Regions from separate parts of the Mus musculus genome. Here all the other regions are linked to region 3. Evidence: chromatin loops called from intact Hi-C (ENCODE). Cell type or tissue: heart. All regions are shown on one strand. Links, peaks and the distances in the headings refer to the core of each region. The heading gives the core; the rest is flanking DNA.

The links. Hi-C counts contacts between places; a loop is a spot of excess contacts. Peaks named below come from ENCODE experiments on the same cell type or tissue, not always from the same donor. Only the 100,000 strongest peaks of a DNase experiment are listed, where the experiment ranks them.
Region 1: it touches region 3 in a loop (2.4-fold over the local background); 2 of 42 quality-filtered maps call a loop at or near these places.
Region 2: it touches region 3 in a loop (4-fold over the local background); 8 of 42 quality-filtered maps call a loop at or near these places.

What each region holds. Positions count from the first base shown.
Region 1 is chr11:61,190,530-61,198,749 of GRCm38, reverse strand. Gm42080 (a long non-coding RNA gene) reads right to left here and starts at 3,051. Exons shown (of 3, transcript XR_879911.2): 1 at 2,944-3,051. In heart, for the core only: a CTCF peak has its summit at 5,169 (motif pointing left); a DNase peak (open chromatin) is centred at 5,139; H3K27me3 peaks cover 911 bases.
Region 2 is chr11:61,385,259-61,393,478 of GRCm38, reverse strand. It overlaps Gm42081 (a long non-coding RNA gene), which reads left to right. Exons shown (of 2, transcript XR_879912.1): 2 at 909-2,351. Among named protein-coding and RNA genes, the nearest start is that of Gm42081, 8.4 kb to the left of the region's middle. In heart, for the core only: a CTCF peak has its summit at 5,251 (motif pointing right); no DNase peak of the experiment used is centred there.
Region 3 is chr11:61,100,458-61,108,677 of GRCm38, reverse strand. No RefSeq gene overlaps it. Among named protein-coding and RNA genes, the nearest start is that of Tnfrsf13b, 22 kb to the left of the region's middle. In heart, for the core only: no CTCF peak of the experiment used is centred there; a DNase peak (open chromatin) is centred at 4,177; H3K27me3 peaks cover 1,011 bases.

The DNA of each region.
Region 1 (8,220 bases), core at 2,786-6,785, 90 kb before region 3:
AAGACCAGAGCCATAATTTTTGAGCCAAGTTTGAAGCAAGCTTTAATTAAATACTAGATGGGATGGTGAACTCTGGCCAGGACCATTCCAGGGTTCCCAGCAAATGGTGATGAATCTCATTTTGCAAAGGCTTAAAAAGGCACACCCATAAGGACACCGTATTTCCCAAAAGGTCCAATCAGGGGCAAGCATACTTCCTGATGTATTTCCTGCCCATGGACCTTGGGCCTACATATGGGCAAGCACACCAGGAGCTGTTGAGTTAAATAAACTCGTTTAGGGGATTGAAAATATGTGGATTGTTTTCTCCCATAAACAATGCCTCCAGCATTTCATGAAGTATCTGTCCCTGGGCTTACAGGTTAGAGGTGTTATTGTTTCATGGATCTCTGAGGCACAATAATTAAAATGTAAAACATAACTTTGGCTCTCACACAACCACCAGTGGCCCTGCCTGGCTATGGTACATACTTATGAATTGAAAAGGGGAAAGAGCTATGGGTTTTGGTCTGGTCTCATTTGTAAATGGTGTCCTGGCTGTTTGGTTTTATGATTTGGAAAGTTGGTGGCAAACTTTCTCACAGTCAAGACTTTAGTTTCTTTTGTGCTTTTGGTGCCAATTTGTGAAGAAATCTTGAAAAGAAGCCAAAGGGAATTCACAGAGGTATGGCCAGATTAGAGGTTCCACTGTGTAGGACTGCAGCTGTAATCAAAGGCAGAATCTGTGTGTGTGTGTGTGTGTGTGTGTGTGTGTGTGTGTGTCTGTGTGTGTGTGTGTGTGCACCTAAGAGAACCTTTCAGGGAATCTGACAGAGTCCTGAAGAGCCCCAACAATCAGGCCAAGTAATGTTGCTCTCAGCCTTGGTCAAAGAAGCCTCTGCTAGCAGGGGCAGCAGTCAGCAGTTCAACTCAGGACTGGCAGAAGTGCCATGACTGGGTGACTGTTGGATGCTCCCCTCCACGGCTCAGTAGACATCAGGGAAATGGGTGGAAAGAATGTAAGAGGCAGAAGATAGGAAGAGAGCTGTGGAATGCTGCCTTCTAGACATGTCATGCTCGTAAACTTGCAGCAGCGGCCTCCTGCACACATTCTGGACCATCAACGTTCAACAACATAATGTAAGGATACACATATGGCCCCACCTGAACCCCAGATGAGCTTCGGGCAGCTGATGGTTGCTGGAGTGGAAGTGGTGTGGTGGGGATGGTATTCTTTAGTGGTGTTGCCTCTGGTAAGTTGCCCTTGCTCAAGTAAATAATCCCCAAGCTCCTGCAGTCAACGTTAATTAAATATAGTCTCTCTCTCATACACACACACACACACACACACACACACACACACACACACACACACACACACACACAAGCATGAAAAAAAAGAAGAGGATATTTTTGTAAGATGAGAAAATGGGGGCAATTTGACCAAAGGACTACATATGTGTGTGTTAACATATGTGTATGGAAATGTTCAAAGGATAATAAGTTTTTAAAGTCTTGGGGAAACCAGGTACACTCAGAAGGCTTGTCATTTGCTAAGTAATTGTTTGATTATGTGACAAGAAAGTTTGCTTTGCTGGCAGAACACTCGCTTTGTTTGCGTTTCCGAATGGCCTGGTTTGCATTCATGACTTCAGGTTTTTGACGTAATCTTTATCTCCCTGTTTAATTCCTGAGATCCCTTTGGACTCTCTTGATATGAAGGAGAGACCATTAATAAGAGACCAGAAAATGGGCCAGCCTCCCTCTGGGAAATCTTCACAAGCAGGCCCAGGGATCCCTGATCATAGCCACAAGCAGGCCCAGGAATCCCTGATCATAGCCTGACTCCACAGAGTTACAGAGTTTCCCAGACCTAGGGAAAGAGAGACTTGTCTGAGTACAAGAGGCACACAGAACGCCAAACACACCGACCACTTCACACCGACTCTTCTGAGGACAAGAGGCACACAGAACACCAAACACACCGACCACTTCACGCCGACTAAGGGAAAGAGTCACCGGGAGTGCACTAACAGTTCTAAACACGTGTATACTGGGCATGGCTATACTCACTTTCATATAGCAGCTATTAAAACAGATTAACCCCAATGTAGTTAGAGTTGCTGACTTCAGCATCACACTCGTCGCAATAAATAGGTCATCACAACAACAACAACAACAAGAAACAGAAAAGTGTTGGAGTTAAATGGCATCAGAGGTTAAAAGGACCTAACTGTCATCTATAGAACATTCCATCCAAAAATACAGGGCTCCCATTCTTTTCAATGAGCCCACTGAGTGCAATGGAATCAAGCCAGAAATATGCAGCAGGAGAAAAGCTGCAGAATGTGCACTGGCCTGTGGACATCAAACCAGAAACTATTAAATGATGAATGGCTTATCCAAAAATTAAAGTTATACATATTTCTAGAATTGAATGAAAACAAAAACACAGCACATTCAAACTTGAGGATTAAAATAATAATAATAACCCTGCAGTCTTATAAGGAAGTTCATACTTACAAAAGCCTATATTTTAAAAACTCAGAGAGAGCTAAAAGAAATAATGTAATGTGCATATGAGTCACATAAATGATGGAAAGACTTTTTAACAAAAATCTACTATCTCTTCATGAGATAAGCCCTTACTAGGGCTTACATAACACACAGCAACACAGCCAGCCTTACAGTAACTGGGAGGAAATTACAAGTGCTTAGACAACAATCAGGAGCGAGACAAGGGTGTCTCTTTTCTCCACCCTTATTCAAGACAATGCTTGAACAGTCTTAGCTAAAGCTTTAAGAGAAACAAACACCAGGGATACAAATGTGAAAGGAGGGCATCTGAGAATCCTTATCCGTAATCCAGAGAGTTGGTGCAATCTCTATCAAGGTACCAATGGCATTATTTACAGAAACTGAAAAAAAAAAAATCCTAAAATCCATGTATAAGCCACAAATTACCTTGGATCGCCTAAGCCGTCCTGAGCTGGAGCAGTGCTGGACAACTGGCTCTGGCGGTGCAGAGAAAGGGGAAGCTGGTGAACTGACCAGCTCAGCTACCACCCAGGCCCAGAGCCAGGGCTCTGAGTTGGCCCATCCCAGAATCTATATCATCTACAAACGGTTGGGACACATGAAAGGGCCAGTCTCGATGATTCAGAGCTGCAGGATCTTCACAACATGGGGCGACAACAGGATAACTGGGAGGTGTCCAGGTGAGGATCCGATATTGATGGTGTCACAGAAGCCAGGGACCTCGAACCAGGCCAATGACTCATTGCAGTGAACATTTGCAAGTGAAGATGTGTGGACAGAGTGGGACACACTATGACACACTGCAGCTTGCATGGGGAGATCTTTTCTATTCTTTGGGGTTGTTTAGGTGTTATTGGGGGGGAGGTTGCAAGAGTGAAGGGCAGATATGAGGGAACTGGGAGCTGAGTGGGACTGGGGTGCATGATGGGAACCTCACAAAGAATCAATAAAAGGTTTTTTTTTTATTAAAGATTTATTTATTTATTAGATGTAAGTACACTGTAGCTGTCTTCAGACACCTCAGAAGAGGGCACCAGATCTCGTTACGGATAGTTGTGAGCCACCATGTGGTTGCTGGAGTTTGAACTCAGGACCTTCAGAAGAGCAGTGAATGCTCTTAACCACTGAGCCATCTCTCCAGCTTCCTCAATAAAAGTTTTTAAAAAAAGGAATGAAAGAAGAAAAGAAAGTTGGCCAATAATTGCATCACAGTAAATGTTATTTAAAACTGAAAATGCTATGAAGGTTGGCTTACCACCTTGACCTCTCATGAGATGATAATTTTCGGCACATGTTCTGGGAGGAGCTACTATTAAAGTTGACCCCTCTCCTGGTGACTACTTCTACTGAATGTCATTTTCATCTTGATCTGGGTGCTTTATGTCTTCCACTGGGTTCCAGTCCGTCGCTTACAATCTGCTAATAGATTTTAGAAAGACCTTTTCTAGGTAAATCCTGTGCTTCTGGTAGCGCCTGCACAATGGGCTTGCACCTTCTGTTCCCTTTCCTTCATTCCTGGGATGTCAAATGCTTGTTTAAACCTGACCCTTAGACTCTCAAAAAAGCATTTATTTTCCTTTCTAACAAGAATGCTCCTTTATATCCACTCTGAGATGCCATCTCATCACAGCACAGTAAGCTGTAACCATGCCCTCCAATTATTCTTTCAGCATAATTTTAAAAATCGACTCTGAGGATCCCCACATGCAAGGCACTGTGACCTCTTAGCTGTGAGAAGGATGTCATATGCCCCTCTAGACTTGTCCACTAGCCTGTCTGTCTCCATAACCTTAACCCCAGATGCCATTTTGATGCACACTCAAGCACCCACTCACCTTTGAGCGTCTCCACACAATCTACACCTCCACCTGGCAATTCTGCTCCCACTTCCTCCCCCTTAACATCTCCATCTCCCTCTCTCACTCCCCTCCTCACATATCCACTTTAGAATTTCATATATGGGACTGAGGAGACAATTCTCCTCAGAGGACTTCCTTCCCTTCATGAGATGGCTAAGGGGGACGTTGGTACCATCTGGTTACAGGTCCCCTCTGTGTCCCAAATACAATCCGATGTGGTCATTTAGCCAGGATCCCTATATTTTCTTTCAGGAATTCAGAAGACACACTGTGACTTTTGGCCTAACATGACAAGATGGTCTGTGTCGTCCCCACCACCTGCTGCACACATAAGCAACCCTGAGACTGATCTTTAGTGTAGACGGGTTAATGGGTTCATACCTGTAATCGAGCTACAGCGGAGCCAAGCTCCTCTGGTTGCCTGATTTGGAACCTCACTGATCATATCAAACCACGGACATAGAAAGTGATGGGGGGGAAGGATCCGCCAAATCCATTTTAAAAGCCACTACTGTAACAGGTTGTGGGGATAACACAGGGAACTCCAGACTCAGACCAGCCTGGATGCACATTTTATAAGACAACCCTCTTCAAACTTTAAACAAAAACTTCAAATATCACGCCAGTGACTCTGAGACCCTCTTCCCACTTTATTAGGCATGGCCTTCAATGTCTATAAGAGACCCTGAGAGCGAGAAGGGTCGGATGGAAGTGGAAAGAGAGAAACAGTGAGCACGGGATGCTTCTGCGGCAACTGTCACGCCCAGTGCATCGCAAGAGGTCCTAGCGCGCCATCTAGTGTCTGTGTGCTGCAGTCTCTCAGAGTGGAGCAGGCCAAATCCAAGGACAACTTCCTCTGACTGTGGTCCACCAAGAATGCCCAAATTCCCATGATAGTCTAACAGATAAGAAGGAAGTTTCAGGGCCATAGAAAGAACAAAGAACAGATCACAGAGGGATACTCACAGCATCTTGTGTGCTTTGCAAGAGAAACACTAGGCCTGTGAGATGGCCCAGAGGGTAAAGGAGCTTGCCGCCAAACCTGACAGCTCGAGTTTGATACCTGGGGCCCACTTGGTGACAAGAGAGAACTAATTCCCACGTCCTCTGACTCGTGTGTTTGTGTGTGTGTGTGTGTGTGTGTGTGTGTGTGTGTTGGCATGGGCACCCACGTGTACCCAAATATACAGTAACAACTTTTAAAACCTTTTTTAAAAAGGGGGCTTCCATGAGATCATGTCTAATCTGCAAAGTAGGAAGGGGGAATCTCTCTCTCCTTGCTTGTGTGGGAAGGCCAGCCTCCATCTAAGGACCCCACACTCTGGTCAAATGTAGCTCAGCAGTACAGCACTTACCTATCATGTATGAGGTTCTAGATTTGATCTACAGAAATGGAAGATGGGGGGAGAAAGAGAGGAGGGGGGAAGGAGAGAGAGGAGGAGGGGGGAAGAAGGGAGGAGGAGGAGAAAGAGAGGAGAATGGGGGAGGAAGAGAGGGAGGAGTGTGGGAAGCCACATGTGCCGTTGCAGAGTGGCACTGACTACTGCTGGCCACCACGCATAAGATTGGACAAACAACCAATGTGTACATATGCAGTAAAGTTTTTTGCAAAGACACTGCCTGGCCCAGGCATGATAATGAGGTTCTGTAAGGTACTGAGAGTATAACCAATCAGATGTGAGACATGCAAATGAGGTATGATAATGAGGTTCTGTAAGGTACTGAGAGTATAACCAATCAGATGTGAGACATGCAAATGAGGTATGATAATGAGGTTCTGTAAGGTACTGAGAGAGAGTAGCCAATCAGATGAGGAACATGCAAATGAGGCTTAGTGCATAACCAATCCGGGTGTGAGACACGCCCCTCCTAGGCCTATAAAAGCAGCACTAGTTCTGGGCTCGAAGTCTTTTCGCCTCTACAATCAAGCTCTCCCAATAAACGTGTGCAGAAGGATCCTGTTGCAGCGTCGTTCTTCCTGGCCAGTCGAGCGCGCGCAAGAGAGGAGGGAGAAGGGGGAGGAGGGGGCAACAGAAGATGAACCATAAGTTGATTGGTGTCTAAGCTGGATGATGCTTACTTAATGATTGACTATATTTTTTTCTATATATATTTTTGAAGTACTGAGACTAGAACTGAGGACCTCACTCATGCCAAGCAAATACTTTGTCTGTAAACCATGTCCTAGGAAGGATGCTTAAAAGGATATTTTATCTGGAAAGAGATTCAAATATATAATTCTTGAGATTTGTTTTATTTGAATTATAATTAGGTATGTGCCTGTCTGTATATATGTACAGGTATGCCTGGAAGAAAGAGGTGTCAGATCCCTTTGGAACTGGAGTCAACTGCTGAGCCATCTCTCCAGGCATAAATATACATTTCACCATGAGAAGATGTTCTCAGCATCAATTTGAAAGGACAACTGTTGTGACAGTTGCTCAAAGGAGCAAAGTATGGAAATGTTTTTGTATTTAAAAAAGGTTTTTTTTTAATTATTGTGTATTTGGGTACACATAGGTGTGCATACCACCACACACATGTGAGAGTCAGAAGACTTGGGAATTGACTCTCTTCAGCCACCAAGTGGGCCCCAGGCATCAAATTCAGGCTGTCGGGTTTGGTGGCGAGGGCCTTTACCCTCTGAGACATCCCGCAGGCCTAGTGTTTCTCTTGTGAAGTACACAGGGTTCTGTGAGTATCCCTCTGTAATCTGTTCTTTGTTCTTTCTATGGCTCGAACACTTCCTTCCTCTCTGTTAGACTATCAACACACTGTTGCCAGTTCTAACAAAATCCACCAAGGACAAGCCAATAGTCTACACATACAGAGACAGTGTTGCAACTCCTGTGCTGCAAGTGAGACACCTTGACAAGAAAACCCAGGTCTCCAACACAGGCAAAGACCTAGGGATCAGTTCAGTGCTGGGCACGTGGGGGACACTACAGCAAACAACCAACAAATAAAACAATAAGCATCGCAGGGAGAGGCAAGGGCTCTGCAAGACCAAGGGTTGCCATGTGTGGGAAATCTTAAATGAAGCGGTGCTTTTTTTTTTTTCTTGGTAGACTTAGTCACACAGGATTTATGGACGGATGAGTTAACATGGCCCTGAGCTGAGAAGTGGACCCAAGTCCCATTTCCTCCGAAATTCAAAGTAAGAGCAAATGTGGGGTGATCTGTTGGAGAACCCCCTTATCTAAAGCTCCATATGAACCTTTTTATGGCTTCTGATAGGTCAGTCATTGAGCTTTCTGTGAAGCCAGGATTTTGAAGATCAGTGTGTTTCTATAGAGATCTGGTTCAAAGCAGTTTTGTCGGTTCACAGTCTCATAAAGCACTGCTGAGTAAGCACAGCCTTTGGGAATGGTTTCCAAGGCAACACTGGTTTTGAAGCTAGCAGGCACTGCATGGCCAGTTGGTCCAGAAGCCCTAAGGCCCTTCCATACATCCTCTTGTATCATGGTCCTTCCGTCTTGAGTGCCACTAGGTTGCCTTGTTTTCCCTTGAGAAAACTCAGTGACATCAAGATGAACTTATTCTCCTCAGACACACTGGAATGATAGGTCATCTGTCAAGAACTACTCAGAAGAGGGTTCTACATGAATCTCATGAACTACTAGCCTCATGAATATGCACAGGTTTCTGTAACAACGATCACCTCTAACAGTTCTGTAAAGCTGCAACAATTGAAAGGTGATGCTCTGAGGAGAATAATTGCCCACAAATAGCATCTCATTGTGATGCTACCCTCCTGCCTTTGACCCCTGTCTTAGTTCAGTGTTCTATTGCTGCAAAGTTCCGTGACTGCAGCAACTCTTATAAAGGAAAACATTTAACCGAG
Region 2 (8,220 bases), core at 2,786-6,785, 280 kb before region 3:
AGGGGATTTGTTAAATAAATTGCAATCCTTAATTTTAAATAGAAGTTCTCCATTTTTTGTCCAACACATTCAAGCTCACACAGGTTTGCCTGGCCCTTTAGCAGAGGGCAATGATTTGGTTGATAAAGCTGCTAGAGCTGCTTCTGCCTTTTTGATTCAAACACCTGTAGAACTGGCTCGTGAATTTCATTCACAGTTTCATGTGAATTCCAAAACACTTTCTTCTCAACTTCATATTACTAGAGCAGAGGCAAGGGATATTGTTATGGCTTGCAAAGCCTGTGCCCCCCCTATTGCCTCAGGCGAGTGTGGGAGTAAACCCTCGCGGCCTGCTTCCCCTCCACATTTGGCAAATGGATGTGACTCATTTTTCAGAATTTGGTAAACTGCAATTTGTTCATGTTTCTGTAGATACAGCCTCTGGGGTGTTGTTTGCCTCCCTGCATACTGGTGAAAAGGCACGCCACGTCATTGCCCATTGCTTTGAGGCATGGGGTGCATGGGGTCAGCCCAGAGAGCTTAAGACTGATAATGGACCTGCTTATACTTCAGCTTCTTTTGTTTCCTTTTGTAAAATGATGGGTGTCTGCTTGGTGCACGATATACCCTACAATCCTCAGGGCCAGGGCATCATTGAAAGAGCCCATCACACTCTGAAAGAGTGTCTAATAAAACAGAAAGGGGGAGTAGCCTCTGGCGCAACTCCTAGGGAGAGATTAGCCATTGCTCTCTTTACCTTGAATTTTTTGAATAAAGATAAAAATGATTTGACTGCTGCGGAACGGTTTGCCAATCCCGAGGCATCCTACAAAGGCACAGTCACGTGGAAGGATGTTCTGAGTGGACGATGGCATGGGCCCGACCCTATGTTGGTCTGGGTGAGAGGGTCTGTTTGTGTGTTTACACAGGATCATCGCCAGCTGCTGTGGGTTCCAGAGCGATTGACGAGGATAGTTCAAGATGGACGGGGGTGCCCTGATGAAGCTGCTCCTGGGGGTGATGATGCTGCCTGCAGTGATGACTGAAGATCTGCGATGGGCCCCCTTTTGTAGGGGTATTCGAGATTCGCTGCCCCCATGGACCAGCTGCCAGTCTAGGAAAGCTGCGTGGGCCATGAAAAAATATTTTACCTTTTCTCCTTATATTAGTACCAGTCATAATCAAACGTTTTCAGGGTTTAATTGGACGTATCAAAATCCAGCCCAGAGAGGGGCAAACAATCCCTTTAATGTTTGGCTGTTGTGTGGGATAAATTGGGAGTTGTACAGATCTTTCTTCTTTGAGTATGTTGATGGGTGAGGCGTGGGGAAATACTAGCTTTTATTGGAATGGATCTGTATTATTTGAGTCTTCTGTTATTTAATTTGCTTATGGGAAGAATGTATTCTTTAAGGCCATGCCTGTATGCATTTGGCCTCCTTTTGTATTTTTAGTTTATAATGGTAGTTATTTTGATGATGTTGTAGAGTGTAAGGAGGATAGTTGTTTTTATAGTATGTGTTGGTTGGAATGCTTCTATGTTTTCTTTAGCTATTGTGACCAGAATGCCTAGATTTGTACTATGGCCCGTGCAGACCCCTTCAGTTATGAACTTGTTTAGATCCAAGAGAGGTTTTAGAATAGTTCATATCAATTCCACTCGGGTGGAGGTATCCATGGCTGAAGGACTTGCAAATTGGATTGCCACCGCTATGTCATACCTAAAGGAATGGGTCGGTATTGGTGGATTGGCACTGTGCTGCGTGCTCATCAGTGTCCTGGCCTTTTGGTGTATCTGCCGCATGCAACTTCACCATCGCAGGGATCAAGCTTTGTTGATACAAGCCTTTGCAGCTGTGGAGATGGGACAGTCTCCTCAAGTGTGGCTTGGCATGCTAGGGAAGTAGTCAATGTTGGGTAAGACTCCCTGGATGTGTTACCAACCTAAGACAGGGATCAGACCACTGTTGTCTGTCTCCTGATGACGGGTAAGGAGCATTGTTGCGGGGGGGGGGGGCAACCTAAGACAGGCATTCTCTCTGCCAATTTAAAGAATAAGGGGGAGATGTGAGGAGTGGGTGTGGCCGCAGCCCCAAGATAGCGCCCGGGACTGCTGCTAAGTCTTATGACTGGCACCTGACTTCCTCATATCCCTCAAGATAGCCATGTACCTTGAGCTGCATTGCGCAGATGCACCACGACGTAAGGTCGGATGATGTGACGAATGTAGTCCTGAGCCAATGAACTGTGCCTACGTGGACTGGGCTGAGGGGGAGTGGACTGGAGGGGAAAAAGGGGGATGGCCGAGAGAGGTCGGGGCATTCATTTTCCTGCACATTGTGAAGTTCCTGAATAAACTGCCTTGAGAAGGACGTCAGTTTCATCGCTTCTTTTCTGCTGGTCGGAGACAGTAGGGACACATGACTACATCCTGTCCCTCTTACATTCAGAGATGCGACAGTGTGGGCTCTGGAGGAGAGGGTGTTTCTGTGGCTTCAAGTCTGTGTGTGGATACTACCCAGGCTGGGAAAGCAGCAAGCATCAGGACAGGGTCTGGAGGCTGTTCAGCTTTGAGCCTTCTGAAGTTGATGAAACCCCAGAGACAGAGAAACCCCCTGCAGTAGCTTACCTCAGTCTCTGAGAAGGGCAACTTCTCTTAAGCAGTCTTTAGCTCCCAGGGAGCTGCATGGCTACAAATGAGATTTTAGGACAGGAGCCCCAGCTCTGGCCAGCCCCAGTGAGTTAGGCTTAGCCGCCATCTTGAAATGAGAGATGTAATAATGGAAAAAGCAGACAGGATCAGGGCCTTATCCATATGAGCAGCCAGGAAGAATAGACAAAGGGATCCTGTGCCTCGAGTCTGCCTTGGTGTTTTTTAGTCAAAGCTGACATCTCGATGATCCCTGTTGTACTTTTGGCTCTGCAAAGGGGTCAGAAGAAGTCCTTACTTCTTGGGGACACCTCAGTTCTCAGGATGTGGTTGCTCCTGCTGCACACTGCTGCCCCACCCTTGAGGTTAATTGCCCTCACATGGGGAGTGGGCTGTCCTGGAAGGCTCTGCCCTTCATCTAGCGTCTCTAACAGGATTGTGGTCATTGAGTCGGCTAGCTTTATCTTTGTGCCTTCAGGTTGGAAGGAGTTGAGCTGGGTTAGCTATCCCTGTTTTCTAGGGTGATTAACAGGTGTACCTGCCCTCGAGCACACGAAGCAAAGGTGAGAAGGCAGGTGCACAATGAAGGCAGAGGTGCTGGCCTTTCCTTTCTAAAAGCAAGTGAGGAGGCCGATCTTCAGACAAAAGCAGCTTCCGGGCCCTTGTTTGATACAGCCAGCCCCAAGGGGAAGGGGAGGATTCAGCCTTATGAAGTGCTTTCCTACAGAGGGAAAATTCTCTAAGACAAAGATCAGAAAGAAACTGAATGGCGGTCTGCTCCACTCCTCAGGGTGGACAAACAGTGGCTGAGGGCAGAGACAAAGGGACCAAGAAGAGCACCGAAAGCCATTTACAGTGTATACAGCAGATTAGGGAACTAAATAGGAGACAGTGTTAGTAGGAAATAAACTGAATAGCAGAAGCTCACACACTCCCCCCTCTCAGGGAAGGAACATACCAAAATGTGATTCCTTCTGAGAAAGAAAGACAGATTTGTCTTTGTTGACTCCTGCACACACACACACACACACACACACACACACACACACACACACACACACATGTTCCTGTTTTTCTCCAGGAGATGATAAAGAATCAAGATGATGTGCTGACCTGCAGAGCAGAGGGCTCCATTCTAAACTTAGCCGCGTCCTCTGACTCCTTATGTGATCTTGGAAATTTGCTTTATATTTGCACCATCCAACTTTCCGTCTGTAACATGGAAATAGTGAAGTTTCCAGACTCACGTGGCCAGTGAAAGAGCCCGGTGGCTGTCTGTGCCTTGAGTGAGGCTGGCATAAGCTGTTAGAGACTGGTCCAGTTAGCTGTGCCCTTCTAACACCATGGCTAGGCGCTCACTCGGTCAGTTAGAAGCAGAAGGTTGCAAACAGCCCCAACCTGGATTAAGAGCAGGATTTAGTGTTGTGTGTCTGTAGTATCAGCTACTTGGTAAGCAGAGGCAGGAGGGTCATTTGAGTCCGGGGGTTTAGAAACAGTGTAGGGAACGCGAATATAGTTGAGATTATACCTCAAAAAAAAAAAAAATCAGCAAAATAAGAGGCTGGCAAGGCTCAGTGGATGAAGGCACCTACTGCCAAGACTGATGACTGGAGGATCCACAGGGTAGGAGAAACGTTCTCTCCAGTTGTCCTCTGAGCTCTACAGGCACACCACACGAACACACCCAAGTCAATAAGTGCAACGAAACTTTTAAATAAACAAAACAGCCTTCCCAGACCACAAAACTGAACAAACAAACTGCCACGCACCTGAGAGACAGGAGACTATGGTGAGTTCAAGGTCAGTTTGAGTCAAGTTAAACCCTGTAACAAAGAGACAAACAAACAAACAAACACATGAAATAAAGAAAACTCAAATTGAGACTAAGAATATTCTGCTGTCAGCATGATTTTCTGACCCTGATGTGTTGTAGATAGACCTTTCAAATCCACACCAAAAAAAAAAAAAAAAAAAAAATCAGAAACCAAGACCATCACAGGCAGCCTGGCTCTTATCAGGCAGAGATTTTGACCTTGGCTATTTTGAAAGATAGTGTTTTTGTTGTTGGTGGTTTTGTTGTTGTTGTTTTGCATCTTGCCCTGCCCCACCTCATCAGAACACTGTAGAAGGTGTCTCTGGATGGAGGGGAGAGCCAGAGGAGAGATGGGGTGAGTGGCTGTGAAGGTCTCACTGTAAATACAATAAAACTACTGTGTCTCACAACTGCAGTTACCTACAGAGGGCCTGCATAAGACCCACCATGCCAAAGAGGCCTCATGAAAGAAGGGACTCACGGGCTCCACCCTTTACTGCTGAGCTACTGGAGAGGAAGAACCACCATATTTAGTTGTGAACCAACTGCCGAGCCCACCAGGCTCCCACAGGTAGCTCCAAACCCAGAATGGCACAGCCTTGGTTTGTGACTCAGCGGGTCACAAAACGAACACAGGAGCACGAGAAAGGTATTTTTAAGGAAGAGGGGGATGTGCAAAGAAGGCAATAGAGAGATGGGATAGCATAGGGGGCGACAATGTCATTGCGCATTACCTATTGTGTGTCAAATTGTCCAAGAACAAATTTATTTAATTAAAAAAAAAGTAGAGCCTCTTAACAAGCAAAATCTACCAGCAGGGGGCACTAGTGGCATACTCCAAAGTAGGGGGGGGGGCGCATTTTCTCCCTTTACTGGTTGCTCATAAGCTTTCTTGTTTGAGTAGCCCAGGCTGGTCTGAAACTCTATGTAGCCCAGGCTAGCTTTGAACCATGGTGATGCTCCTGCCTTGGCCCACTGAGTGCTAGGATTGCTTGCATGAGCCACTACATCCGGCTTGTCCATCTGTTCTTAAATGCTATACATTTTTTTTTTCCCAACAAAAAACTTTGGTTTAGGGCTAGTGAGATGACCCGGGTGTTCAGCACTCTTCCAGAGGACCTCAGCATGGTTCCCAGAACCCACATCAGGGGTCTCACAACTGCCTGTTCCACAGGGAGTCTGCTGTCTTTGGGTGTGTGGGCACCCCACTCACATGAGCGCGTGCGCACACACACACACAGAGTTAAAAACAGTAGAAATGAACCTTAAAAATGAATTTGGCTAGGCAATCATGCTCCCCACTGACCCCCCAACCCCCTGAGAGGTGTCACATGTTTAAGGTTGTCATATGCGGATGGAAGTGGAAAACCTCTTTGTTTGAGCCCACCTCCACAAAGTCACCTAAGTGCACCACGGGTGTTCAAAGCACAGTCAGTTACAGAATAGAAGCTACCCCGTGGCCCTGCGGACACACAGGAGCTGTGGTTGCCCCGGTGTTAGAAGCTTTGTCTTCTTAAGAGGTGCTGGGAAGTTTGGGAGGCGAGGCCTAGCAGGAGGACTTCTGGTCACTGGCTGAGTGACTTCAAAGGAAGTGGTGAGACCTTGGCTCTTTTCTATTGCACACTGCAAGTTTGCTCTACCACATGTTCCACCACGTGGCACTGTCTCACCTCAGACCCCAGTGCTAACCACCCAGGGACTGGAACTTTGTTTTTTTTTTTTTTGTTTGTTTGTTTTTTGAGCCAGGGTTTCTCTGTGTAGCCCTGGCTGTCCTGGAACTCACTTTGTAGACCAAGCTGGCCTCGAACTCAGAAATCCGCCTACCTCTGCCTCCCAAGTGCTGGGATTAAAGGTGTGCGCCACCATCGCCCGGTTGGACTGGAACTTTTAAATCCACAAGTCTCAGGTGTTTTTAAACCACGTTTTATTTATTTATTATCATTTATTTTTTTAAAGATTTATTTATTTATTTTATGTATATGAGCACACTGTAGCTGTACAGATGGTCGTGAGCCTTCATGTGGTTGTTAAAATTGAATTTAGTATCTCTGCTCACTTGGGTCAACCCTGCTTGCTCGGGCCCAAAGATTTATTTATTATTATACATAAGTACACTGTAGCTGTCTTCAGATGCACCAGAAGAGGACATCAGATCTCATTATGGATGGTTGTGAGCCACCATGTAGTTGCTGGGATTTGAACTTAGGACCTATGGAAGAGCAGTCAGTGCTCTTACTCATTGAACCATCCCTCCAGCCCCTATTATCATTTACTTTTAGTGTGTGTGTGTGTGGGGGGGGCAGGGTATAAGCAGGCCATGTGATCACATTTGCAAGTGCAGGTGCATGTGTGATATATGTAGTATATGCAGTTCAGAGGAGCACCTTGGGCAGCAGCCCTTGTTTTCCACCCTGTCTGTGACAGAGGTCTCTTTTCCGTGGTTGTGCACACCAGGTAGGCCGGCTCAGGGCCTTTTGTGAATTCTCCCGGCTCTGCCTCCAATCTCTAGGCATGGGTTCTGGGAATCCTAACACAGGTCCTTACATTTGGACAGAAAGCGCTCTCCCCACTGAGCCATCTCTCTGGTCCCTTTCTGCAGGGACAGGAAGTAGATGGATACAGTGGGAAGCTTAGCCCAGATGGCCCAGAGTTTGGGTGACTCTTGCAAGTCGGCTGCTGTGCAGGTGATTGTCTCTGAGTCCGTGGAGGTTGAACTGAAGGGGAAGGTGAAGGCAGGAAGGGCGGCACACACCTGGAATCTCATCACTCCAGAGGGCAAAGGGGCATGATGACTCCAGGCCGGCCTGGATACATGAGGGGAAAAGAGCATGATATGTGTTGCCAAAGGGTGGAACTAGGAAGAAGGGGACAGAAAGTCCACTCTCACATGAAATATAGTGGAATATCTCAGTTCTAACAATGAAGGGAACATCATATATCAATGAAGAAGAAACAAAAGAAGCCTAGGTTAGAGAGCTGGAAGTGGGGAGAGTATAGGGCAGTCCCCAAGGGCTGTGTCTTCATTTCCTTTTCGAAATATGACTGACAGGGGAATGCTACCAAGCCGGTAAGTGCACGTGGCACAAGCCACAGTGTGGAGGCAACCACAACCCACACGATTTGGACCTTGAGATAAGACAGACTGACAAATAGCATAACAGGGGTTCTGAGGAGAGTTCATGGCCCCAGCCCCAGCTCCCTGGGGGCACTGAAAAGAAGAATCAGAGTCCTTGGGTCACAAGTGTGGCTGGTTTCTCACTATAGCCTTCTGTGGATGGAGAAGCTTCATATTGCAAGCCAGCAGCCAGGTTCTGAGAAAGAGTGGGAGCAGGATGTGTGACCAACAATACAGAACACTAGCGTGAACTCACATCTCCAGATGAGAAACTCCAGCACCCAGAAGTCAGAGCTAGAAACTCTGTGGGAGGGCAGGGCAGCATCCAGTCTAGAGTCTCCAGTCACAACCTAAAGAAACTGGAGAGAAAGGATAGAGGGGGAGAGAGATCTCCGAATCTAATTTCTTTCTTCTTCTTTCATCTTTGAGCACGCCTACTAACAAACCATAACCAACGCCCCCCCCCAATGACCAACAAACACCAGCCCACCTTTCACGATCCTAGCCTTTATATACCCTCTGCAAAGTTCCCAGTACAAACATCACACAATCACAGAAACTATCTGCAGCTGGCAAAAACCTGCCTCTGCTAGAGCACAAGGCAAATTGTAGTCAGCTGCTTCGAAGTAGCCCCATATCCTCACAAACTATTTAGTATCATTT
Region 3 (8,220 bases), core at 2,287-6,286:
GAAGATTCTCAGAAACTGATATCATTTAGTTGGTTTCATGGGTCCTTTAAAATCTCTTGTGGTTCAATTAAAATTGCAGACCATCCAGTTCCCCTATGGGAAACCGAGGTCAGGCACTCATCCCCTGAGGCTACTGTAGAAACAGCTGCTACTTTTAGCAGGATGTTCAGCTTGAAGGAAAAGTTGCAAGGATCTATTTTGTCCTCGCATGTATTCTGTATTCGGAACATAACAGGATAAGGCTGGAAAAGTAAGAGTGGCAAGTGGTGAGAGGATGCAATTTATCCCCGATTATGCCTTACGGAACCCCATCCAGGAAGCAGTTTGGAGCTGATGATCTGCACTTCACTGAATCCAGTCGCCCTTAGAAACACCGTCCTCCCCGTAGGCTTTCTGCTTGGACTGATGCATGTGGGAAGAAGGAAATGAGTTTATCTTGCTAAATTGTTCTTGCAGCTTCTTGAATGACCCCAAGCCTGCAGGCCTTCTCAAAAGATGTCGTAGTTTGACTCCGGGTCAAGGCCAAACTGTATCTTCTGTTCTTGTTTTGATATTACAGGCAATTAAAAATTGCTTTCACCAAAAAGCATCAGCTCATCACTTGAGCACAAAGCAACCAAAAGCAGAAAGCAAGCCTGGGGTCACGGCCTTCATTTTGAGTTCTTTCCTTTACCTCGGGTCGGATTTCTGCTTGGCTCTACACCTGCGTTACAAAATTACAAAGGTTACAAAAATGTTACAGAGTTACAAAGGTGTGTCTGCCTACCTCCACTGTCTCCGCTGCCTTCCAAGCTAAAGGCACAAAGGGAAGTAATTGTTCTAAACCTGTGTCTCCTTGGGTCCCAGGAACAACAAAACCTAGGGAGGCAGACACCCCACCTCCAAGATGAAGATAGTTATCCACTGGGGTGAGGCTGCAGCCTGGAGCAAGAGTCATCTCAAAGGAACAGGCTTGCTTTCCTCAAGTGACAGAGATTGCAGCTCCTTCAGAACTACCTTGTAGGACAAAGGCTGAGATAAATAAATAACCAAACCACACATCGACCAAGACTACTTAATTATGCTTTTTTTTTTTTTGTAGCCCTGGCTGTCCTGGAACTCACTCTGAGAACCAAGCTGGCCTCAAACTCAGAAATTCGCCTGCCTTTGCCTCCCGAGTGCTGAGATTAAAGGCGTACGCCACCACGCTTGGCTTAATTTTTAATGTGTATGACTATTTTCCTGCATGTATGTATGTGTACACATACGTACTTGGTGCCCATAGAGTCTAGAAGATGTCATCGAATTCTTGGAATTGGAGTTACAGAGAGTTCTGAGCTACGATGTGGGTGCTAGAATTGAACCCAAGTCCTCGGGAAGTGCGGCAAGTACTTTTAACCACTGCGCCGGCTCTCCAGCCCCTAATTATGTATAAACTTTAACCCTATTTCAATTTCTCCTCTGTTTAAGCCTAAATTTCATGTTCATACTTGGGAGGCAAATGTGGGGTGACTGACCCATTTATCTGCGTCTCTTCCCACGGTATGGATTAAGTTTTTCTCTGCTTTACACTGTTGCTTGTCTCTTTAGTTGGTGTTGAGATGAGTGACTAGGCTAAGCCAGTTGCAGCTGCCAAAATGTGCTTTTGCCCCTAAACTCCAGTTGCACCAGAAGCACTTCAGGTAGCATTTATAAACGGTGTAACTAGCTTTAGACACGATCAAAACATCTTCTTCCTAAAACCTCCAGGGAAGCACTTAGTGAACACAGAAGCTCAGAATCACCAGGTTCTAGATGCTTCCGCCGTGTATTATTATGAAGACAAAATATTTATTCTTCACTGTATAAATTTATTCCCAGTCCCTTTTAAGGAGGGATTCTCTAAGAATTTATCCCCAAGTCTGGAAGTAGCAGCATAAGCCTTTAATCCCAGCACTTGGGAGGCAGAGAGAGGTGGATCTCTGTGAGTTTGAGTCCAGCCTGGTCTATGAGTTCCAGGACAGCCAAGACTACATGGAGAAACCTTGTCTCAGAAAAACCAACCAACCAACCAAAAGCAAGAAAATGTCCCCTATATCTCTGTCTTCCCTTGCATTAATTTTTAATGAATCTTTTCAATATATATGTATTCTGGTCTGGAAAATACTTCTACTCTCAAGCCTTTACTCACCCCATTGCTCCTGCCACACCTTGATGCCCCATAGAGAACTCTCTCCTTGACTCCCTTGGCCTCTTTATCCTGGAGATTGGTTGTTGATCCAGCCATGGGCATGAAGGCTTCATGTTAGGGTTGTGCTCCAGTGAGACCAAAACCTATGAGCTAAGGTGTGCCTTGCTGGAGGCCTTACTGAAGGCTCATTTGCAACTGAAAGACACTGGCTGAGGCTAGTCTGTGGCAGATTCAGAGGAGGAGAACGGCCATAGGTCCACAGGAGTCACCTCACCATCCTAGGAGCACCCCCACATGGGATATGACTGACAGTAGTGCCTTGTTCAGGTTGGATCCATGCATGTTGTAAGGATGTCTTCTGTCTTCGCTCTCAACCACCTTGCTGGTCCCAGTATTGGCTGCCACCCTGGAGCAGGTCAGATTGGCGCATGCACCTAGCTGTATTTAATGACTGAGTGATTCCTAGCTAGTTTGGGTTTGAGAAGTTTCTCCTTTAAGTTTAAGTCTACCCCAGCTGACAAAGATTTTGGCTGTGCAGTAAAACAATGAATGGTCAGGGTAACCTGGCCTTCCTGACTCCCACGGTCTCCATGTGTAGACTTGCACATGATTTCAATCTGGCCTGTCTAACACAAAGGGGAAAGGGATGCTCAGCTTAGAGCACACCTCAGTTGTGTCAGTATGGTGAGACTTACTGACTGGCCCTGTCAATCAGCGAGGTCACCTGCTTTCAGAAGCACCTAAATGATGGAATTCTGACCTCTATGACTGGTCCTGGCACATAATCTCAAAAACTGGTCTAAATTTGATCCCTAGACTTACAAAGCGCGTGCACACACACACACACACACACAGAGCGACCATTTTGTTTTACTTCCTAATAGATCAAGAATTCTGGCAACCTCAGACACATTGAGCTGTGATCATCCTGTAATTAAACCTTTATGTGGGTAACTTAGGAAGGACTCTGGGTTGCCTTCGTAGTCTATATACTTCATGGCTCCTCCTACCCCCCCCCCCCCAGCTTTCCACTGTGATTGGACACCATATGCGGCTCATATGACACCCTTGGTGACCTTTCCTTTCTGTGCACCCAGCCTTTACTCAAACACTGGCTTCTCTGCCTCCAGGTAGCTCTGCTCTCGCCTCCCTCTTGGCTTCTCCTGCCCCAGCCCCTTACTGCTCTCTACATGCAGGGTTCTCTCTCGGAGCTGCATTATCCCCACATACTCACTCAGGAACTTCACATAGGGAACCTGGAATAATGACTATGCCCTCTCCCGCAGAGAACACCCTTTGCCTCCATGGGTGGCTAATGGGTGGCACCACCAAATGCATGTCCCTTTCCCATGTCTGACCTGTCTCAAGTACAACCCAGAGGAGGGTTGTTTATTCAGTATTTTCCACCACCTTCATTAAGGACCCGTTGAGGCTTTTGACCTAACATGGAAAAGTAGATATATAATCCTAACTGCCTGCTGCACACGTGACAGGTCTCAATCTGGTCTTTAGCACACAGCTGGGCTGATAAAGTTAATATTCATAAGTTAGCCGCCAGGCCGGGCTCCATTGGGATGCTAATACAGAGCCTGTATGATCATAGCAGGAGACAATGAGGTGAGGTTCCATCAAGACCGTTCAAGGGAACGAAAGAAGGCTGCAGACAAATCCACTAACTATGACTGGTGATGGGCGATAACACGGAGTCTCTGAGAACCCTGCCTTCTTGGATAGCTAAAAGCCTGAGCAAGTATCCAAAGGAGACCCTGGGCGTCGGGAAGGCCAAGCCATTTTGACTGTATTACAGACTGCCCTTCCTGGCACTGACACTAAGCAAAAGCTTTGAGACTAGACCGAAGTCTCCAGAATCCCTTGCCAACTTTACTGCACAAACTCTTCATGGTCTTCAGAAAATGAGAGACAAAAGTGTCCAGTTGGAAAAAAGCTGAAAAACCGAAGCAAGGATTGTAGGTCGGCACACTGGTATTAACAACCGACCAGTCCCTGACTGGCCCAGGCAATCCTCTAGCGCCACCTAGTGGCACTCTGGTTCAGTCCCGATGTAGAAGAGAGTTCCACGGAAGCTGTCTGCACGCAGTGAAGGAAAACGAGGAACGTGGCCCAGTACGAAATCCCAAAGTTTCTCGCAAGATTATGAGATTGGCTTTTTGTTTGTTTGGGTAGTTTTGAAAGGGGGATATCGTGGCACAACTGCATGTTCTCACGTGTGAACACTGTAGATAGCAATTTCTTGTAATGTCAAAGGTTAGACATGATTAGAGGAAACAAACCCAGCCCCCGGTAGAAGGGCTTTGCTGCCATTGTGACCCAGGGCATGTCAGCCATGTGTGCTCGAAACTACCCTGGAGCAAATTTCCAGTCAGCAAAATGGGTTCCCAGAAGGGAGAAAATGTCCTTCTCTTGTTCCTGTGGGAAGGCCAACTTTTGGCTCAACACCTCATTGTTAGAATAGACCTTGAACAAAGTCTGCCAGACCATGCCCAAGTCCTTATGCTGAAACTCCGGCTACTCCCCGCTGTGAATGTGAAGCCTGGATTGCACTGGAGGCCCCAAGATGTTGGAGGTGCCAAAGCTGAAGGCTGCTAAGAAAAACTGCATATACGAAGTAGAAGTATGTTCTAGACAGTACAGTTGGGTGGAGAGAGCCGTCTAAGCCCTTCTACACTGAGTGTGGGGCCATAGGATTTGGTGTTTGCCCTGCTGGCATCTGGTCTTGCTCTAGTCCAGTATTCCCTCACTGTGGCCCCATTTCTCCCTCTTAGAATGGCATTCTAAGTTGGAAGTATGTAATTTGCTTTCTGATTTTGCAGAGGGTTACAAATAATTTAGAGACTGCCTGGCATCTCAGAATAAGCTTTGGACTTTTAAACAGTGTTAAGACTGTGAAAGACTGTAAAGTTTAGATAAATAAATTTTGTATTACAATATGTTCATGACCCCATGAGAGCCAAAGAATGGAATGTGATGGTTTGAGTAAGAATGCTCCCCACAGCTTTTTGGATGGGAATAGCGCGAGGACAGATGTAATTACTAGTGTCTCCCGGTTTCAATGGTCGATCCGTCAGGATTCGCCACAGGAGGATTTAGATTTAATAAGGCTTACAGACTAGGATTTTAGTTGCTGCACAGCGATTGAGTTACCATTGTTTTGGGGGGGGTGGAGGGTAGGAGAATGTTCCCCCCTACACAGGCTTTTGCATTTGAATATTTCCTTTGTAGTTGGTGACACCGTTAGGAAATGTGGCCTCTTGGGGGACATACGCCACTGGAGCTGTACTTTGCTAGTTGCTCTCTGCTTTGTGTCAAGCTGTGAGGTCACAGCTTGCTGTTCCAGCCACTGTGTCTGCCTGCTGACATGCCTCCACACAGTGATGGGGATGGACAGACGCTTATCCCTCCAGAAGTGTGGGCCCACATTAATCCTTTGAAAAGTTGCTTTGGATGCAGTGTTTTATCACAGCAACAGGAAAGTAACTAAAATAGGGCACGGAGGTCCTTGTATTCAACTTTAAGCTCAGCCCTTGGGAAGCAGAGGCGGGGCAGGGGCAGGGGCAGGGGCAGTGGCAGGTGTGGGAAGCCACATGTGCCGTTGCAGAGTGACGCTGGCTACTGCTGGCCACCACGCATAAGTTTGGGCAAACAACCAATGTGTACATATGCAGTAAAGTTTTTTGCCAAGATACTGCCTGGCCCGGGCATGATAATGAGGTTCTGTGAGGTACTGAGAGAATAACCAATCAGATGTGAGACATGCAAATGAGGTATGTTAATGAGGTTCTGTGAGGTACCGAGAGAGAATAACCAATCAGATGAGGAACATGCAAATAAGGTAGAATGCATAACCAATCCGGGTGTAAGACACGCCTCTGCAATCAAGCTCTCCCAATAAACATGTGCAGAAGGCTCCTGTTGCAGCATTGAGTCAGACGCAAGAGGCAGAGGCAGGGGCAGGGGCAGGGGCAGGGGCAGGGGCAGGAACAGGGGCAGAGCAGAGGCAGGTGGATCTCTGAGAGTTCAAACCCAGCCTGGATTACTTAGTAAGTTCCAGTTTAACCAGAAGTACACAGTGAGACACTGTCTGAGAGAGAGATGGGGGTGGGGGGAGGAAGAGGAAGGGGAGGAGGAAAAAGAACAGGAAGAAGGGAAAGAAAGAGGAGAGGAGAGGAGAGGAGAGGAGAGGATTTATTTGGCTAACAGGTTACAGTACAGTATAAAGAAAAGTTTCAAGGCAGGAGCTTAAAACAGAAGCCAGTGGGGAATGCTGCTCACTGGCTTATTTCCAGGCTCACATTCCTCTGCCTTTTTTACACAGCCCAGGCCCACCTGCCCAAGTATGGCACCACCCACAGAGTGCTGGGCCTTCCTAGTCAATTAGCAATTAAAAAAAATGCCTCTCAGATATTGCCATAGGCCAGTGTAGTCTAGTAAGTTTCTCAGTTGAGGTTCCTACTTCCCAGGTGTCTCTTTGTATCTGATTGACAGCTGAAGCCATGACCGTGGGTTACCCAAAACTAAGGATGTATGAAAAATGTCTTATAAAAACCCTCTGGTTAGCAAGCTCATTTCAAAATATAACTTTGAAAAACTTTGACGGGAATTACCCTTTGAGGCAGACAGTGCTACTCCCAGAAGATGTGGTTTATCAACCAAAATCACAGTGCCAGGCATGAGATACTCCTGAGGAGTGACCGGCATGAAGGCTCCAGAAGTCTCTACAACCACACTGGCTATTACCATTGTCCTTAGCTTTCCACCACAACTGTAGGGTGAGGGCTCTTTGCTGAGGATGCAACACACTCTTTGGCTGTGGGACATAAATTAATCTCAAACTAACCAGGAAAGTTCCTCACTGTTGGCAGTGTTTGTGGTGCTGGAAAGGGCAACTATGGTGTCCCAAAGATGTCAGGCCAGTTCCTGGGCAACTCAGGCACCCTCTTCCTTCTTAGAAGCATAATGATAAGAAACGTGGTGGAAGACACATTGGGGAGGTCACATCCCTGGAGCTGGAGCATTCTTTATGCTTGGTCTTGGGGGTCTAAAAGGGATGGGCAAAGAAAATGGGCCAAGAAGCAAGGGAGTTACAACGTAACTGACCAGAGAGGTGGGAAGATGGGTTGCAACACCCAGGATTCAAGCAAAGAAAATCCACCATCCCTGGGCTTTTGGAACAAGTATCAAAGAGCTATTCCCTCTATGCTGTTTGAGCCTGATCTCTCACACCTTCCACTCTCCTCTCTCACCCTTCCCTCCCTCATCCTCTGCCAACCACTCTCTGCCACCTCCTCAGCTAATCCCTGGAACCTCATAGCCCTCAGGTCAGGGCTCACTGTGGGAAAGTGCAGATTTACCCTATTTGTCAGATGCCACCACAGAGGAGTTAAAGAAGCAAGAGCCACCATGTGGGGCTCCCCAGGTTCAAAGCCACAGTGCTTACCTCAGGGCTCATTTGAGAAGAGTCCACATAATAAACAAAACTGACAACAGGTTGGCATTGTCACCTCTGGAAGCATTCTGTACAAAACACTCATGACACTCTAAACCGGAATTGCAGTATCAGTGCACTGACTATAAATGCCTGTCTTGGTCCTTTTGTGTTGCTGCTACGAAATGTATGAGATTTGGGTAATTTATATTCAACAGAAATGTAGTCCTCACAGCTCTTGAGTGTGGACAGACCAAGACCAAGGCAGGTTTGGTTGTCTGGCATGAACTGCTTTCTCTGGTGGAGAGAGACCCTGTGTCTCCACATGACTAAAGAAGACCAGGAGAGTTGGACCTCCACACTTAAGTCCTTCACTAAGGCCATTAAAGCCTGCTGTTAAGGGAGGAGACCTCATGAGCGAATATACTACTCACAGTACCATCTGTGAAAACACTGTCTCACCCACAACCCCTGAACTCAAGCCTCAGACAGTCTGCTAAGCATGGCTGGGGAAGGGTACCTTGCACTCTTTACTGGTTAGGTTTTGTGAGGATTTGCTTATTTTTGTTTTGTTGTTTTACTTTGGTTTTGTTTGTTTGTTTGTTTGTTTTTGGCACAAGCTAGAGAC